2 separate regions of the Homo sapiens genome follow, and region 2 is linked to region 1. Evidence: chromatin contacts called from ENCODE Hi-C data. All regions are on one chromosome and are shown on one strand. Each heading gives the region's core, a stretch centred on a gene start or an enhancer-like site at or near the end of the contact. The rest is flanking DNA. Distances are from core to core; before and after follow the strand shown.

Region 1 (5,507 bases), core at 1,835-4,334:
GAGGCTGAGACAGAAGAATGGTTGAATGCCAGAGCGGGAGGTTGTGGTGAGCCGAGATCATGCCACTGCACTCCAGCCTGGGCAACAGAACAAGACTCCGTCTCAAAACAAACAAACAAAAAACAAAACAAAACAAAACAAAAACTTACTAAGACAGTTGTAGATAAAGGCAGATTTATTAGAAAAAGTAGGAAAATACATTGCAAGAAGGCAGAAGAGAAGCTGACTGCCAGGAAACAAAAGGTTGTTGGAGATTTTATAGAATTAGTGTTATGCTATCTGTTGAGGAGGTTTTTGTGCAGTATCAAACGCCAAGGGTACAGTGAGCTAACTTGCCAAGGGTACAGTGAGCTAACTTGCAGGAGTCTGGTGATAGTCGGGCACAGGAAGATTGTGAATTATTTGCACAGGAGAGCTATATGTCCTAGACATGAAGAAAGGCAGACTCACAGCTTATCTAATTTCTCTTTTTGCTTTCCCTTGCTCCCACCGACCAGATTCCCTTTCCCTAATTAGCACTTCCCACCTAGCACTTAGTAGGTGCTCAATAAGCATTTGTTTTTTTGTTTTGTTTTGTTTTGTTTTGTTTTTTTGAGACAGAGTCTCGCTCTATTGCCCAAGCTGGAGTGCCGTGGCGTGATCTCGGCTCACTGCAAGCTCCGCCTCCTGGGTTCACACCATTCTTCTGCTTCAGCCTCCCCAGTAGCTGGGACTACAGGCACCCGCCACCACGCCCAGCTAATTTTTTGTATTTTTAGTAGAGACAGGGTTTCACCATGTTAGCCAGGATGGTCTCGATCTCCTGACCTTGTGATCTGCCTGCTTCGGCCTCCCAAAGTGCTGGGATTATAGGTGTGAGCCACGGCGCCCAGCCCAATAATTCCACCAGAGGACAGGTCTGTGGGAGTGGGGCCCTTTATCGATTTGTTTATGGTTTTATCCCCAGTGCCTGGAGTACAGGAAGATTAAAAAATTTATTTCACTTTGCTGAGAAGAGGTGGAGCCAGGATTCAAATGCTGGTCTATTTGACTCCAAAGTTCACAGCTGGGCCACAGCACACCCAGGGGAAAAAGTCAAGTGCATTTGGGGATAAAGAAAGGTTGGTGACAAAACTGGAACAGGGATTAGAGTATTTTCCCCAAATCCCCAGTCTTTTCTTTCCCATTCTGCTAGCTGATTCAGCCAGGGGAGGGGAGATGTCAATTTCTCCCTCCCAGAAGGCTTTGCAGAGCTGCTGAAGTGCTTTCTTGTAGGCTGAGAGGCGGCCCCCCATCCGGCCCCATATTATCATTCCATCTTGACCTCAGAGGAAAGAAAGGGAAACCAGCTCTGCTGAGCACCCTTTCCACTCCCTCACCCCCAGGCCGTTATCTTGCTGAATCTGCACTATCTATCATGAGAGAAGTATATTTTGAGCCTGATCTTACAAAAGAGGAAACAGCTCAGAGACCTTAGGTAACTAGCCCTAAGTCACACAGCTAGTAAGTGGACGGGTTGAAATTTAACTTGGAGACTTGAACCCCAAATTCATCTTTTTTCTGTTACACCACACCTATCTCTGAAACTTACTGGCTGTCTCCTCAAAGGACATCCCTCTCCAAAGGGCTGGCTCCAGCTGGGAAACCGGCCTAAGGGTGCCCTGGGTCAGAGGGCCGACCTGTGGTTTTGGGGGCAACTCCTCCTGGCATCCGAGGCTCTTTAAAACAATCTGCAGCCACACTGTCTCCCAGCTCCGTCTCCCACAGGGCTGTTTGCCCTCTTCTCGCTCCCTCGGGCCTCTTCATGCTTATTTTGTGTTCCAAGACTTTGTCAGCATGCCCCACTTCCTCCCCCCCAACCCCAAGAGTGCCTCTTCCCTCTGTCCACCCAAGCCTGACCCTTGCTTCAGGGTCTAGTCCCTAGAAAGTCCCCCACCTTTACCTCCTCCCTACGCTGGAGTCTCTGGTCTCGCCCTCATCACTGTATCCCCATTCTGTTCCCCGGTCTCACCCTCATCACTGCATCCCCATTCTGTTCCCCCGCCACCCTGCACTCTCCCACCCCTGTCATGCCTGAGCACGCTGTCCTCTCCTGTGGCTCAGAGCAGGTCATCTCCCTGCTTTTCGTTAACAGTGATGTAACAGCCCTTGCTTAACGGAGGGCTCCTCACGTGCCAGCTACTGCATACTAAGCACTTTAAACGTATTAACTCATTTCCTCCCCTCCCCACAAAAACTTAAGAAGTCGGTGCCATTATATATCACCTATTTTACCAAATGGGGAAACTAAAGCACAGAGAGGTTAAGTAACTTGCCCAAGGTCACAGAGCTGCTGACAACTTCTTTATTGCCTCCAGGCTGAACATAAACTCCAAGAAAGTCCCATGAGGCTCTTTGGATCTCTTTTGCCCCTGTTGTTTGCAGGAACCCATCTCCCACCACTCTCCCCCACCCACACTGCAAGCGGCAGCCGCCTGAGCTATATTTAGATCCCAGAAGCCACCAAGCTCCCTCCGCACTCCCCGCCCTTGTGCATGCTGTTCCCTCTGCCTGGTCCCGGCTCTGTGAGGTGTGAGGTCTCCCCGTTAGCCCTAGTTTTCTTTCTGCCTCCTGGGAACCGTGTCCACCACCTCTCCACTTTGATCAATTATTTCCTTGCCGTTGTCTGTCGGCCTGTCAGCCTACCCCCACCCGACCGAGAACGCCTTGACGGTAGTGAAATGGTCTTGCCAATAGACTCCAGAGCAGGCTCCGCCACGATGTCAGCGCCAGGAAATGTTGGTGAATGAATGAATGAAGGCTTTCTGCTGCGAATCAGGCCCACTCTCCACAAACAGACCTGAGGAGAGGGGCCCAGGCCCGGCCCCCAGCGCTTCTGCAGCGGGAAAGCTGCGTCCAGAGAAGGCTGGGAGGTTGCTCCCAGGCCGGCTGAGGAGAGACCCTCGGAGCCTTCAACGCAGCCAGGCGGCAAGTGGGGGCAGGGCGTGGGCGCGGACACACCCCCCGCAGTGCCCCCGGCGCCCGGCAGGGGGCGCCGCCCCGCCGGCCCACGCCCCGCCGCGCGCCGGGCAGGCCCCCTCGCGCAGGCGCGCTGCCGCGGGCGGAGGATCCGGGCCGCGCTTCCTCTCGCCAGGCCTGCGAGCTTCCTCCCAGCGGAGCCCTGGGCGAGCCGAGGTTGGCCGCCGCCGCCGCCGAGCCCGCTGCCGCCCTCCCGCTCCTGCCCCACCCGCGCCTTGCCCGGGGGCTTCTGCCGGGGTGGGGTCCGAGCCGGGCGACCGCCCGGCTGCGCCGCCGTCGGGGCCGTAACCCGGCCCGCCGTCCCTCCCGCCCCAGCCAGCCTCTGGCCGCCGGAGCCCGCGGGGCGTGGAGCGCGAGGAGCCCCGCGGCCCCGATCGAGCGTCCGGGGCGGCCCCCGGCAGCCAGCGCGACGTTCCAAAATCGAACCTCAGTGGCGGCGCTCGGAAGCGGAACTCTGCCGGGGCCGCGCCGGCTACATTGTTTCCTCCCCCCGACTCCCTCCCGCCCCCTTCCCCCGCCTTTCTTCCCTCCGCGACCCGGGCCGTGCGTCCGTCCCCCTGCCTCTGCCTGGCGGTCCCTCCTCCCCTCTCCTTGCACCCATACCTCTTTGTACCGCACCCCCTGGGGACCCCTGCGCCCCTCCCCTCCCCCCTGACCGCATGGACCGTCCCGCAGGCCGCTGATGCCGCCCGCGGCGAGGTGGCCCGGACCGCAGTGCCCCAAGAGAGGTGAGTGCCTGGCCGTCCCGGAGTGTCCCCTGGAGGGAAGAGGGTGGAGGTCGCGCGTCTAGTCTCTGTTGCTGCCACTGTCGCGTCCACTCCCATTCCCCTCTTCTCCCACTTCTCCCTTCTCTCCTTTACTCCCTTGCACGGGTTCGAATTCTCCCAGGAGCCACTGTCAGAACCCAAATTGGAAGGGAGTGCATGAGGGAGGTACTGCCCTGCAGCTCCACGGACTCGTCTTCTCGGGTCATCCCGAGTCCCCCCCTCTGTGGAGCTCAGAGTAGGAGGTGGCTGGAGTCTGGAGGAAGAGGATCCGTATGGGCCAGGTCCCTAGAGAGAGTGCTGGACTCCCCTGCCCTTCCCTGTACAGGGCCTCCCCGCAGGTGCCCTGGCTTGCTTGGTTCTGACCCCTCCCTCATTACCCCACCATGACCCTGCGGGCTGCAAGCAAGCCCAGGGCCCAGCCACCTCGGGTGAGCAGTTAGAAGCCCAGGTCCTAGGACTGAGCCTGTCACCCTTGGCCTCTCAGAAGACCAGGCCTAAGCCAAGGGATCTTTGGGTGGGAAACTGGGCAGGCCTTCTGCCCGGGGGGAGGTAACGGAGCATTAGCACCATGCCCCCACCTTCTGGCACCCTGGGCAGCCCATTCTCCTAGGCTCTTTGTGGCCCAGACCAGGTGTCAGGAAGGGGTGTGTCCAGCCAGCAGATTTTTTGGAGCTTAACTACCAGTTCACTTCCCCGCCCATTTTGTACACCCGGGAACCGAGGCTCAAAGGGAGAAGTTGCTACCCCAGGCCTCTAGTGGAGTTAGGCTGGCTGTCCTTTCATCCCCAGCTATACAGGGCTGGATGGCTGTGGGTGGAAGGAAACCAGGCAGGCACCTTCACCCACTGGGGACACAGGCCCCCAGCCCGGCCCCAGAGGGACCTTGTTGGTTGAGCACGTGCTTCCCTGCAGAGGGCTGGAGGGAGTGAAAGGGCTTCCGGCTCCAGCTGTGGCTGGGTCAGCTAGCAGGAGATGTGGGGAATGTGTGGTGTATGGCCATCTGTGTGGTGTGGCAGGAAGGTCCGGTCCTGGCCCCGGCTCTGAGTTGAAACAACCTGGTGGTCAGTCCTGACCCAGCACTCGCCACACCTATGGCCCAGCTGGCACAGGAGCAGCCAAGTTCAGGATATAAATGGGGTCACATGGGAACCGTGGAAGCTCTGTCTCCACTGGCAGCAGGCTACAGACTGGGGACATGGGAGCATTGTGAGAGTGGGGACACCCAGGGGGCCTGTTTCAAGCTCCTAGTACCCTGGCGGTTCCAGTGTCTTTCTTGGTTGTGGCCACAGCAGGAACAGGGCAAGGACAGCAGGGGTGAGGTTGAGGCCTGGCAGGATCCTCTGGCCCAGGAGAGCAGGCATTGCCCTGGTGGGTGCTGAGCAGTGTCTGGGCTCCCTTGGAGCTGCTGGCAGTTTTGTCCTGCTGGGTCCCTGCTCACGATTTAGGGTTTTTTTGTTTTTTCACTTTTTTTTCTGGCTGTCCTGACATGCACAGTGGAGGGGACCCAGATGTCCTGGGCCTGTGAGACTCCCCTCACATGGCCCCACACCCAGCCCTAACTTCCTTTCCAGCCTGAGGGACTGGGGCTGGAGCCTGACATGGTTAGCTCCCTCCCACCCCAGTCAGCCTTTTTAATTTTTATTTTATTTTATTTTATTTTTTTACCAACTGTGAGCTGTGAAGGTGTGATCCAGGGTCCCAGGGCCTTTGAAGAAAGGAGTCTGGCTTCTGGCTGGCACGTGT
Region 2 (5,539 bases), core at 2,112-4,611, 3.3 Mb after region 1:
CTGTACTGATAAGAAACAATTTCCAGGATAAACTGTTATATAAGAAAAGCAAGGTGCAGATCAGATTATACAAGGGTCCCTTTTCTCTAAGAAAGTGGGAGAAATACAAATATAAATGTATTTGCTTGTAAAGAGTGACAGTGAAAAAATAAAGTTTGCACATCACAGAATAGCAGTTCAGTAAATTCACAAGCAAACATACTGATGCTAAAGCATGATGAAACTTCACAACACATCTTTAAAATGTAAACTTTTGAAATAGTTAAGGTGGAAATGATATGATGGTCAGGATTTACTTCAAAATAGCAACATTTTGTTACTTAACAAATACATAGTAATATTTGCTTCAGGTAACATGTTATTTGCTTGAAAATAACAAAGCAGGGTATCAATGAAACGAGGGGTAATTACTGTTCCAACTACCTAATAAACCTAGAGGTAATATTATGTTATTCTTCGTATATGTTTAAAATTTCCCATAATAAAAAGTTACTTAAAATTTTTTTGTTTTTGATAAAAACATTTTTCTTTTTTTTTCCCCCATAGACGGAGTTTTGCTCTTGTTGCCCAGGACAGAATGCAATGGCGCGGTCTCGGCTCACTGCAACCTCCTCCTCCTGGGTTCAAGCGATTCTTCTGCCTCAGCCTCCCAAGTAGCTGGGATTACAGGCACCCAGCACCACACCTGGCTAATTTTTGTATTTTTAGTACAGACGAGGTTTCACCATGTTGGCCAGGCTGGTCGCGAACTCCTGACCTCAGGTGATCCACCCGTCTCGGCCTCCCAAAGTGCTGGGATTACAGGCATGAGCCACTGTGCCCGGCTGATAAAAACATTTCTAACTACAAATACTTTGTATTCTTCCAAATAACATAATCTGCACTGGTATTTCAGTGGTAGAATTATCCCATGCCGAATGGCATAATCTCTCTGAGAATAGGACATGCTTATAAACAGAATTCAATATTACTTTACAATAATCAATTTGATCTACACTTCTTTTTAAAATATCTCTATATCAACAAAATCAACCATCTCTTTCTGTGAAATCAGAATTGACTGCTGACCACTGATATTCAAGAAAAATTATTTTCTCTTTTTTTTTTTGAGATAGGGTCTCAGTGAACACGACTCACTGCAGCCTCAACCTCCCAGGCTCATGCAATCCTCTTGCTTCAGCCTACCAAGTAGCTGGGACTACAGGCACGCACGATGCCCAGCTAATTTTTGTATTTTTTTTTTCTTTTGTAGAGACAGGGTTTGCCATATTGCCCAAACTAGTCTTGAATGCCTGGGTTCAAGCAATTCTTCCACCTTGGCGTCCCAAAGTGCTGGGAATACAGGCATAAGCCACTGTACCCAGCCAAGAAAAATTCGTTTCTAATCAGAGAAGCACACAATCAGAGTCAGCAAGAACAGGTCTCTGGTAAAGGTCACTGAGCACTGGTAAAGGAAACAGAGAGCAGGCATTCCTGTGCTGCGCAGGCTTGGAGAGCAACGTCCTGAATGCCACATGATGGGCCTGCACTGTGTAGGCAGGTTCTGACTTGACCACAATCAGTGTAGGAAGGGCTTCAAGAACACACTGGGGAAGTATCTTGGGCATGGCATGAGTAAACAAGTGCTGTGTATCTATCAGGGTAATTTGGCTCTGGCCAGGAGAGTCAATGCATGGCTTACAGTAGGGTTCTGACTAAGAAAAGCAAGACGGTGTGCTGGGAACAGAAGAATTACAGACTTGGTAACAGAGTATACACTTTTTTTTTTTTTTTTTTGAGACTGGGTCTCACTCTGTCACTAAGGCCTGGAGTGCAGTGGTGTGATCACGGCTCACTGCAGCCTCTTGAGTCAAGAGGCAAGAAGTTACAAATAACCACAGATTGCCAGTTCTTGGTTTTACTATCATGTATTAAGCACTAGGCACCGAGGGCACAACAACCAATGAGACAGAGCTTTCCCCGTAAAGGAGAACACATCCAGGAGAGAGACATAAGTAAAACAGTAACATGTCAAGCTCCAAGTCACTACAGAATAAATACATTGAGTCGTTGGGATCCAGACCCTTCCTGTGAGTCTTAGGGTTCCAGGAGATGCCTGGGGGACTTCTAGAGGGAAAAGAGGATGGGGGCCCCATGCTCAGCTTCATCCTCAGCAGTTCCTCCTTCACTCTTTTATATACTAGGGTTGCCTTTAAGATTTCATTTGGAAAAGAGGTTCCAGTAAACAAAAGAAAAAAAAGTTCAAACACCACTAATCCAGTCCAGTCTCCCTACCTACTTTCTCCATCAGGACACTAGAGTCCAGAGCCAGGGCCAGAACCCAGACACCTGCCCCTGCAGTATACAAATATTGCAAGGCAGGTAGAGATGAGTGTACCTACTAGAGAGCACAGTGTCTGGAGTGGGGGGCAGGGGGTGCTCAATGTTGGTGACACCATGTGTCAGTCTACAGGCACATGGGGTAAAGGTGCAGCTCAAACTCCTTTACTTCAAAGGCTGGTCTTACAATCATCATCACAATTCTAAGCCAAGTCAGGAAATAAACACAACAAACTGTACAGATTTCTGTTACAGGCTGAGTCCAGCCTCTTCTTCCTGTGTGGGCTAGTAGCAAGGTGATGAACGGCCCCTCTGCGAGACTGGACTGTCAAATGCTCATGTGGCAAAGTGCCTATTACCAAGAAAACCCCAGGCCTTGCAGCAACCCACAGCCCATACTGGAAATACTTCCTGAGGAACTCAGAGGCCCCAAGGAGGGGTGGAGAAAAGGGACCAGAGACCAGGGAGGAACACGTTGGAGGAAAATTTCTAAAAGTAATTATCTGACTTGAAAAAGAAGCTCTTTTCCAGCTTAATACATTTTTGCTGTTACTGTTATTTTTGTCTGGTTTTTGGTTTTTAAGAGACCACGTGAGATTTACTTAATGAAAAGCAGAGCTGCTGGCTTCTCCTCAATACATGTCCTAACATTAGCATGCAGGAAACCGCCTCAAGGAGGACACTAAGGGAAAACACAAACTAGGACATGGCAACATTTCCTCGAAGATTTTAAGAGGCTGGACTAGTGTTCATGAACATGTCTTTTGTCTTACAGCTTCAGTGGGGAAAGAAAGTCTGTGCCTGACGGTTTTTGGTGTTTAGACCTCTGTCTTTTTTAAACATTTTCAAATGCCTAAATGAAAACTCTGAGGGAGTTTCCGACTGCATTGTTCCCATTTCCTAGGTTCTGATTCCAGCACTGCCTCTAAATCCAGTGTGAACCCGGGCAGTCTCAGCCTCCCTGGTCTCCAAGAGCCCTTCCCACTTACTGCATTCTAACACATGATGCTCAAAGTCTCCTCCTAATGGGACTCCCCGCACAGGGGCGGCTCCTGCCTACAACCGGACTGCCTCAGTGAGTCTTCCCTCTCCTCTCCTGCTGTCTCAGTCAGGCCTAGGTGCTCCGCCAGCAACCTCTGCAGAGCACAGAACTGTGTACAGTGGGAGAATTCTCATAAAACTCAACCCAGGCTTGCAGCTGCATCCAAGAAAGGAGAAAAGAACACTGGGAAAGGGTTGTACCCATATGCATCAAAGCACACAGCAAACGAAAGTCTGGGTGTCAACACTGGGAGTTGGAGGAAGACAGGGTGGGTTTAATCTGAAAAAAATTTTTTTATTTATCAATGTGAGTTTTAATACAGATTGTGAAGGACCCAGTCAGGAGGAATAGAAATATCTTCCAAGTGAGGACATAGCATACATCTAAGTACCAGAAAAAAGGGGCAGCCAACCACCAGGTCCTGAGAGGCCCCAGGATGGGCCAGTCCATATGTCTGGTTAATTGCTCATTTGCCTGTCCCCTACCCCCATCAAGGACACAACTCTGTGAGAACTGAACCTCTATCTGATTTGCTAACAGCTGCATATCCAACACCTAGCATAGAGGAGTGACTTAATAAATATTGGTTAAATGACCAAATTAATCCATAAAAGACAAGAACTTGCTAACATGGCATGGGACAAAAGGCCAATTGGGCAGAAGGCAGCAAAGGCCCCTGCAGTTCTTGAGTGGGTTTATACTCATCATACTTCCTGACTTTCCTCTCTCCTGCCACCTTGCCTCTGACAGATGCCCTGAATTGGGGTGGGGGTTTCCCTGGGGTGGGGGTTTCCCTCTTTTCCTTTCCCATTCCTCCCTGTTCTCCTGCAATCTGGCTCAGCCACCACCCCACCCCCATTCACAGCCACATCAATCCCTGTATTCACCTGCACCAAGTCCCACCAAATCTAGGCTGAGGATGTCTCTGCTGACACCAAATTGCAAGCCTGTTCCACATAGACTCCTTTCCAACCCTCTCTAGCAGGCTCCTCCGAGACAGAACTGCAATCTAACCCCACTCAGCATCTCCCTCACATCCTCCCTCCCACAGTCACATTCTTTCACAACCTGACTTTCACAGACTGGTTCAGAGAGCATCTTGCTTTACAGATGGGGAAATTATGATGTGCTCAAGGTCCCATAAGCTCTCCCCATGCTGCCTCTCAGATACAACACTGGTAACTACCATGACTGATACTTCACAAGAACGCATGGTATTTTGCAGCATTTTACAAGGATTACACAAAAGCACAGCTTCCTTGATCTCTGTATGGAATCACGACATTAAAGGATGATGTGTAATTCCTGTGGCACTGCCAACGCGGGGCCTGCATTCCACCTGATGGCTTTCCTTCTGGCAGCTCTCTACACCCTGCATCCTGCACCGAGAGCACTGCTCAGGCTGCCTGAGGACTGAAAGTTACAGCTACTCCTCCCACGCCATCCCCTTGCACACAAGCTGTTAAAAGTGTAACAGTTCAACTAACCAATGCAGCTGCTTCAGGGGAGGAAATGTGTGGTCATCCTTCAAACTGTCTTCACAATACAATTTTCTGCAAGAAATACCATCCATATTCAAACAGGCACTTGGGCATTTGAGCCTGCTATGACCATGAGTGCTTTAGTACTCATGAACTTTCAAGAAGTTTTTTAAAAAAGCAGGGTGTTGTTATCCCTGGCTTGTTTTCTTATTAGTTTATGTGGGGAATGAAGTAAACGGAATGTGCTAGACATACATCCTGTAATGAGGCTATTAGCCATTTATGGGCACCTCCTTTGGGTTCTAGCTACCTCATTCTCAACAGCTATAAAGGTTTATAGACACCTGATTGTATCTTTATGCAAATTACTCTTTTATGTTGAAACTAGGTCTTTATCTATCCAGACACAGAAGACAATGTAGAATGGTATTTGAGGCATGGCATGCCTTCAGAGGGCAGGCTACAAAATAGAGGGCAGACAGAACAGATACTGACTAATAATAAAGCTGCAAGTTCCAATCACACAGGAAAGTCTCTTACTCAACACAGATTCTAGAAAAAAAATTAATGTAAGCAACTATGTGACAGTGCTGGCTCCTTAATGAATATTCAATCCAGCTTTTCCTTACTTATAGACCTTGGTTTTGATCGTGGCCATATGCTCAGCTAAAATACTTGGCTTCCCAGACTCCTTCCA

Evidence for each region. Hi-C counts contacts between places; a loop is a spot of excess contacts on that map. Pooled maps may share reads with other maps.
Region 2: a loop to region 1 is called in a map of natural killer cell, with 10 times the contacts of the local background. The contact joins the enhancer-like site here to the promoter of CSK in region 1. A Hi-C loop is called at or near these places in 1 of 168 maps with a recorded cell type or tissue (natural killer cell), 1 of 37 single-sample maps with no recorded cell type and 4 of 50 pooled maps.

What each region holds. Positions count from the first base shown.
Region 1 is chr15:74,778,996-74,784,502 of GRCh38, forward strand. CSK (C-terminal Src kinase) reads left to right here and starts at 3,085. Exons shown (of 13, transcript NM_004383.3): 1 at 3,085-3,725. RefSeq lists enhancers at 2,535-2,654, 2,675-2,744, 3,787-4,362, 5,245-5,374, 5,385-5,444 and silencers at 2,965-3,184, 3,295-3,554.
Region 2 is chr15:78,045,406-78,050,944 of GRCh38, forward strand. All of the region lies in intron 2 of TBC1D2B (TBC1 domain family member 2B), which reads right to left. Among named protein-coding and RNA genes, the nearest start is that of TBC1D2B, 30 kb to the right of the region's middle. RefSeq lists a silencer at 1,916-1,995. Within about 2 kb of position 3,362, at least 19 of the 41 ENCODE cell types and tissues checked have a DNase peak (open chromatin) inside an H3K27ac peak, as active enhancers do; they include natural killer cell, where a contact is called at or near this core.